Regions from separate parts of the Homo sapiens genome. Here region 1 is linked to region 2. Evidence: chromatin contacts called from ENCODE Hi-C or POLR2A ChIA-PET data. All regions are on one chromosome and are shown on one strand. Each heading gives the region's core, a stretch centred on a gene start or an enhancer-like site at or near the end of the contact. The rest is flanking DNA. Distances are from core to core; before and after follow the strand shown.

What was found. Hi-C counts contacts between places; a loop is a spot of excess contacts on that map. ChIA-PET counts read pairs that join two places held with the same protein, here RNA polymerase II (POLR2A). Pooled maps may share reads with other maps.
Region 1: a loop to region 2 is called in a map of PC-9, with 10 times the contacts of the local background. The contact joins two enhancer-like sites. A Hi-C loop is called at or near these places in 1 of 168 maps with a recorded cell type or tissue (PC-9), 2 of 37 single-sample maps with no recorded cell type and 8 of 50 pooled maps. POLR2A ChIA-PET finds 5 or more read pairs at or near these places in 1 of 52 experiments (activated naive CD4-positive, alpha-beta T cell).

Annotation. Positions count from the first base shown.
Region 1 is chr3:134,597,426-134,600,529 of GRCh38, reverse strand. It overlaps KY (kyphoscoliosis peptidase), which reads left to right. Exons shown (of 11, transcript NM_178554.6): 11 at 1-607. It also overlaps a transcript of CEP63 not described here. Among named protein-coding and RNA genes, the nearest start is that of KY, 52 kb to the left of the region's middle. Within about 2 kb of position 1,534, at least 2 of the 41 ENCODE cell types and tissues checked have a DNase peak (open chromatin) inside an H3K27ac peak, as active enhancers do.
Region 2 is chr3:134,307,262-134,310,029 of GRCh38, reverse strand. No RefSeq gene overlaps it. Among named protein-coding and RNA genes, the nearest start is that of LINC02004, 4.9 kb to the left of the region's middle. RefSeq lists a silencer at 1,269-1,563. Within about 2 kb of position 1,494, at least 18 of the 41 ENCODE cell types and tissues checked have a DNase peak (open chromatin) inside an H3K27ac peak, as active enhancers do.

The sequences.
Region 1 (3,104 bases), core at 285-2,784, 290 kb before region 2:
CATAGCTCAGCTGGACTCCATTTTCAATCTGATTATGATCATTGTGAGTTCCCCATATGTTACATTGTCCTACCAGGACAGCCTCCTCACTGCCTGCTAAGATTAAAAGTAAATAAATAGACTAACTGAAGCATGAAGGATTTCGGCTAGACATAAAGAACTATTTCCTGTTGTTAAGCAGGAGGGACAAGTTGCCAAGAAAGTTTGTGAAATCCTCTTCTCAAAGGACTTGAAAAGGAGAAAAGTTTTCCCAGTGGTCTGAGGTTTTAGATGCCATGTTCACTAGAAGGAGTGGGTTTTCTCCTCTCCAAACCAATTAATTCCTGAGATATCCTGGTCTGCCTGCAGCAAACAGAGGGTTAACAGCATCACTACATCATTTGCTATTGGCAAAATTTTCGAAGATGGTGTGCCTCTATTGCCCGCCTCAGTTTATCTTAGGTCTATAATTTCTTTTCATTTGGAGTAAGTAGTCGGCAATTGAAAGAGGTGATTACTTCTCATAATGTGTGCATTGAGTTGTGTGGGCCGGTGGCTGTTGAGTATGCTTTCTCCATGTTGTTGCTGGTGTTGTTTTTCAATAAAATTTATATTCATTTTTATCCAACAATGTAATTATCGATTCATTCTTATCATGTATCTCACAAGGTGGGAAATGGAGAGAAACAGGAAAAATGCTTTCATGTTCAAAGGAAGCCCTAGAAAAAAATCAATGTCCCAGCCAGTTGAATGCGACGGTGAGATGCGAATGGAATGTCAGGCAAATAGCTATTTCACATTAAAGAAAACATAATCAGGTTAGCTCCAGCCACTCTATGGTTCACATGCCTTTGAAGAACACGAAGGCACTGTTTCTTTCATTGAATCTTGTTTAACTTGAAAATTTTAAAGTCAATCCTAATTTATTTTTACAGTGGGAGAAAAAAAATTACCAAAAATGCCTATCAGCCTACTTTTCTTTTGAATGTATATAAATATGTACTTCTTGATATTCATATACATGCAGAAACTTTCCAGCCGGTCACCTAAGCAGATTATTCATAAACTAGACATTTAGAGAAATACAGAAAATGAAAAATCCAGACATTTCTGAGAAGCTGCTGTAACCATGGAGACCATTCTCGTAGCTGTAGTGTGAAGGACAAAAAGAACTTGTGTTCCCAAATCTGGCTTCGTCATGTCTCTCGCTGCTAGATCCACAAAAACGAGGCCCAGCATGCTTCTCCTTAGGAAGGAGACCCGGCAGCATATTAAGAGGAAGTCAGAAGAAACAGTCTTCCACACAAAAGAAGGAGTAGCTCTTGAGTTATTAGAACAGTCTGAAAATGCCATCCCCAAAGCTGGAGTGGATGACCTCCAATGTCCCTTCCAGTCCGGAGAGTTTGTGATGCCGTGTCTCTGTGAACAGATGCTGGCAGGCAGTGGGCCTGGGGTTGTCAGTTACAGAACATCTGAAGGGCCCTGCTGTGGAACATCTGAAGGGCCCTGCTGTGTTAAGAGCCTGCCCCTGGAGCCCCTGGCAGACTGCACTGCTGGCTCCTCTCTTGCCTGAGGGCAAGGGGCTGGAGAAAGCCCAGCAGAGGGACCAAAGGGGAAGAACAGCCTCTGACAGGATGCTGGTTCTGTCTGATTTTGCAAGCAGAACTAAAGGAAACTGAAAGTTAACGGGGATGTCCTCTTTGGGGTGTCCCACAGGCATCTCCGAGTCAAAAGATGCTAAACTGGAGTTACTTCTCTCCCTCAAATTACTCCCAACTCCTCCTGGGTCCCCAGTTCAGTAAATGCATCCCTATCCAACCAGATAACTAAGTTAGACTCATGGCAGTCACTGGTGATGAAACCCAGTCCCTTCTGGATGTGTCTCACCTCCCACCTGCTCTCCCAACTCCACCTTCTCTCCTTTCCCACGACCTGCTACAAACCAGGTCCTCATGATCTCAGCTATACTGTTTGTGTCTTATACTTTCCATGGGGAGATGAAGCCTCCCGGCCCTATTACTGTCCACAATGGCCTCCCATTCATATATTCTTATCACACTAGGACGATAGGGTTGTTAAGACAAGGTTTCCAAGAAATCCTTTCAGAACAATCTCACCATCTCTGGAAAGACATAATTGGTATTAGGCACTAGCGGGAAAGGCAGGTCTTCAACAAAAAACTGGTTTTTATAGGGAATCGGAAAGAAGCACTGTCTCCTTTTTCTCTAAAGAGACAAGGTGCCAAGGCCACCCAGTCAGCCTCGTGTCACTCATGCCCGAAAAATGCACAAAGGCCCCAGAGGCATAATAGTTATGCACCACCACAGGGAAACGAGGGGTGTTTTACACCCTGAAAACAGCCTTTTTGCACACCTTTGATTTTACGGGCTGAAAGAAATGTATTGTGTTTCATCAAAATAATAAGCACCTTCGATGATGCATGTCACTCGCTGGACCCCACACTGGCTGCCTCGGCCTACTTCACTACTGGGTGAGGGTATGCAGGGTGGCTCTTCGTACCACAGCCAGGCGGGGGACTCAATGGGGTGCAGAGGTGGAGCCCTACCTGCAGGTAAACAAGCTCCATCTTGAAGCCAGACTCTCCACATCCATGGCTTCCAGCTTATTTCCCTCCTGTCCTCCTGCACCAACAGCAGCACAGATCATATGTTCAGGTGGACCAGTTCTATTCCCAGGAGAACAGATGCTGAGACACAGTAGGAATGTAAACAGTGTGCTGGAGGCAATACCTGTGGAAGTTAAAAGGGAGGGGGGAAGCAGGATGAGTCAGAGAGAAGCTCAGACAATGGTGCAAGTCTGACCAAGTCCCAGCCAACCCAACAGGAAGTTCCAAAACAAAGATTTGTATTAGAAGAGTCTGGAGCTGTACAGAAATGGCCAGGCCCTAGAGAAACCATCATGCTCAGCCACTTGCTGGGGCTGCCTGGCAAGAGCTTGGCCTCAGTTCAAAAGCTCAGGCAGACCTTGAAGGTGCTAACACCTGGAGTCTCTCCGCGACCTGCACTCCTTGCAGAGAATCAGCAACTTCTTCCAGAAGGGAGACCTGTGCAGCACACACAAGTTAACTTGCCTATGCTATGGAGGGTTCAGGAAAGACTGGGTGA
Region 2 (2,768 bases), core at 245-2,744:
AGGCCCTTGGCCCAAAACAAACTAAGAATGGTAAAGACAGGAACGCTGAACTGTTGGCTGCGGCATACTCCAGTGGTCTTTTGATCTGTGCCTCCACCCCCAAATAGGGTTTGGCCTGCACCCCTGACATACCATGTACCTGTGCTGCTGTCACTGGCTATTACTGTATCAAGGCACAGCGATTTTTTATTATTACAGCAAGGTTCATTGTAAGTGATAATAGATATAATTTCAAATAATTTTGACAGGTTTAAATTTGGGAGATGAGTGCCCTAAAAGGTCTGTTTAGAATGTCATTTTTATGTCATAATGCAGCTAAGAGTCCCCACAAAAAGTGGAAGTGGCAGCTCAGGCATCTTCGTCTGGTTCGAACATGCAGATACTGATCGCTTTACCATCAAACCTTGGACTCTTCATAGGAATCCTTAGAAGTTACTTGTCAATTCCGTGAGGATGACTGTGGTTCAGTTATGTGTTATCTAGTTAGGTTTGGTATATCCAGCAGAAATCCTATCCAGCAGGAGCAAGCCAACTGTGCTGAGGCTTGTTCCTGTCAGGGCACCCCCATTCTTCTCTCAGTTCACCACACACACTTTGCCGACTCAGTACTATTTGAAATACAAACCAGTGACAGAGCCAGCACCAATCTGAATATAAAACATTAAAATTAGCTGGGCGTGGTGGCGGGCGCCTGTAGTCCCAACTACTTGGGAAGCTGAGGTGGGAGGATCTCTTGAGCCAGGGAGGTGGGGGCTGCAGTGAGCCAAGATTGCACCACTGCACTCCAGCCTGGGCGACAGAGTAAGACTGTCTCAAAAAAAAAAAAAAAAAAATGAAGTCACATTGTCATTTATTTATTTACTTATTTTACAGACAGGGTGTCGCTATGTTGCCCAGGCTGGCCTCAAACCCCTGGGCTCAAGCGATCCTCCCATCTCAGCTTCCCAAGTAGCTGGGACTACAGACCCATGCCACCGCATCAGCTCTTATTTTTAGATTAAAATTATAAATACTCACATAAAGGTTCTGTTATTTTCTTCCTGCACCCCCAACAGATCATCTTACATATCCCAATTTGGAGGCCACTGACCTAACCAGGATCCTCTCACCCCAGGAGCCCATCTCTGAAAAGCTTTCTGCTATCAGAAGCGCCCCAGCAGTTAGCCATTTCCCTGAAAATCAGGCGGCCAGGCCCCACAACTGGAAGAATTTCTGACAGAGCAGAAGAATCACATGTTCCAATTCAGACTTCTACTTTGGTATCTGCAACCGCCAGCCTCCCCATGCTCCCCTGCCAAGTTGTGGGGGTGAGGGTGGGCTGAAGACTGTGCTGAAGCAAGGTGGGGTGGGCCCTACTGGGTGTGAATTTGTGGGACTCCCTTGTGTTCCCAAGGCCACACTCAGGCTGCATTCCTGAGGTCTGCAGGGGAGTGGCTGCGTTCCTGGTCCAAGTATAGAGAAACAGCGTCCCCTGGTGGCCCTAACATGTAGTGCCTCAGAACCCCGGCTCCTTCCTTTACTATTTGCTGAACTCGCTTTGATGCTCTAGTATAATGGCGTAATTATTTATACAGCGATGTGTTGCAAAGACCTGGGGTGGTATCTGGGCTCATCTGTGTGATCTTGGGCAAATTAGCTTCTCTGAGTCGCAGTATCTTCAGCATTAAAATCGGATAATCAGACCTACTTTTTAGGGTTGTTGCTAGAAGCAAATGAAAGGATAAATGAAAAGCAGTAAACAGTGGCGAGCACATAGGCAGGACCTCTGCTATGATGTTGGTCATGACGCTTGATGTTGATGCCTGCAGACACTGAAAGGCAACTGAAACATCTTTCTAGACACAGACCTGGAGAGATAGTGAGAGGTTGTGGACAGGAACTCTCCTGTTCCTGAGCTAACACACACGGAGGAGCAGTGAACACGTCCTGGACAGGTGTAGTGAGTACGAGCCTGTGTGTGTGTGCACAAGCACCCTCCCCATGGAAATGCAGAGCGCTCTGGAAGGTGCTCAGCATACATCGCAGAGGGAAGGAGTGGTGACAGCAGGGAAGCAGTGTCACTTATTCTCCAGGCATATTGCAGAGCTAGACCCTGAGAAAGGATCAGAGTTTATTAATTCATACAATTACTTATTGATCACCTAATATGTGCAAGGCAAGGTTAACAAACTTTAGCAAACAACTATCACAAAACATTCAAACAGAGGCAAGTGTTAAACAGCAGAGTTAGTGTAGGCTGGTGTTCTGAGGACTAAGAATTGTATTCCCCAAAGCCACCAGGACAGAACAACTGAAAACACACAAAGCCAGGCCCAGGCAGAGTAAGGATTTCTGTGCTCTGGTGGCCTGCGGGAGTTGCATCACCACTAAGCTCTCTGGAACATGCTTGGGCCCACTCAGTCCATTTGAAGCCAGGACAAGGTGTGAGGTGAGCCCTCTGTAATCATCCCTGCTCATGACTAGGATTCCAGCCAACTAAAATGTGGTTTTGTTAAAAGCTAGTAACCCCTGGGTGTTCCCCCAGCTTTCTCCTACCCACACCTGCAGAACGGGATATGAGCCCTTCCTGGGTTTGGTGATGAAGAAAGAGAGGGTCTGGTGGCCCAGAAGAGGTACGCAAGATCTGCCAACCCCAAACAGGGCCCTTAGGGAACAATCAGTTCTTCCGCAATCCAGAAGAATTTACGCATCTGCACAGGTGAATTGAAAGATCAAAATACGTGAAACATTTGTTGCTGTGCTTCCCAACCACCCCTAAATTACAGACT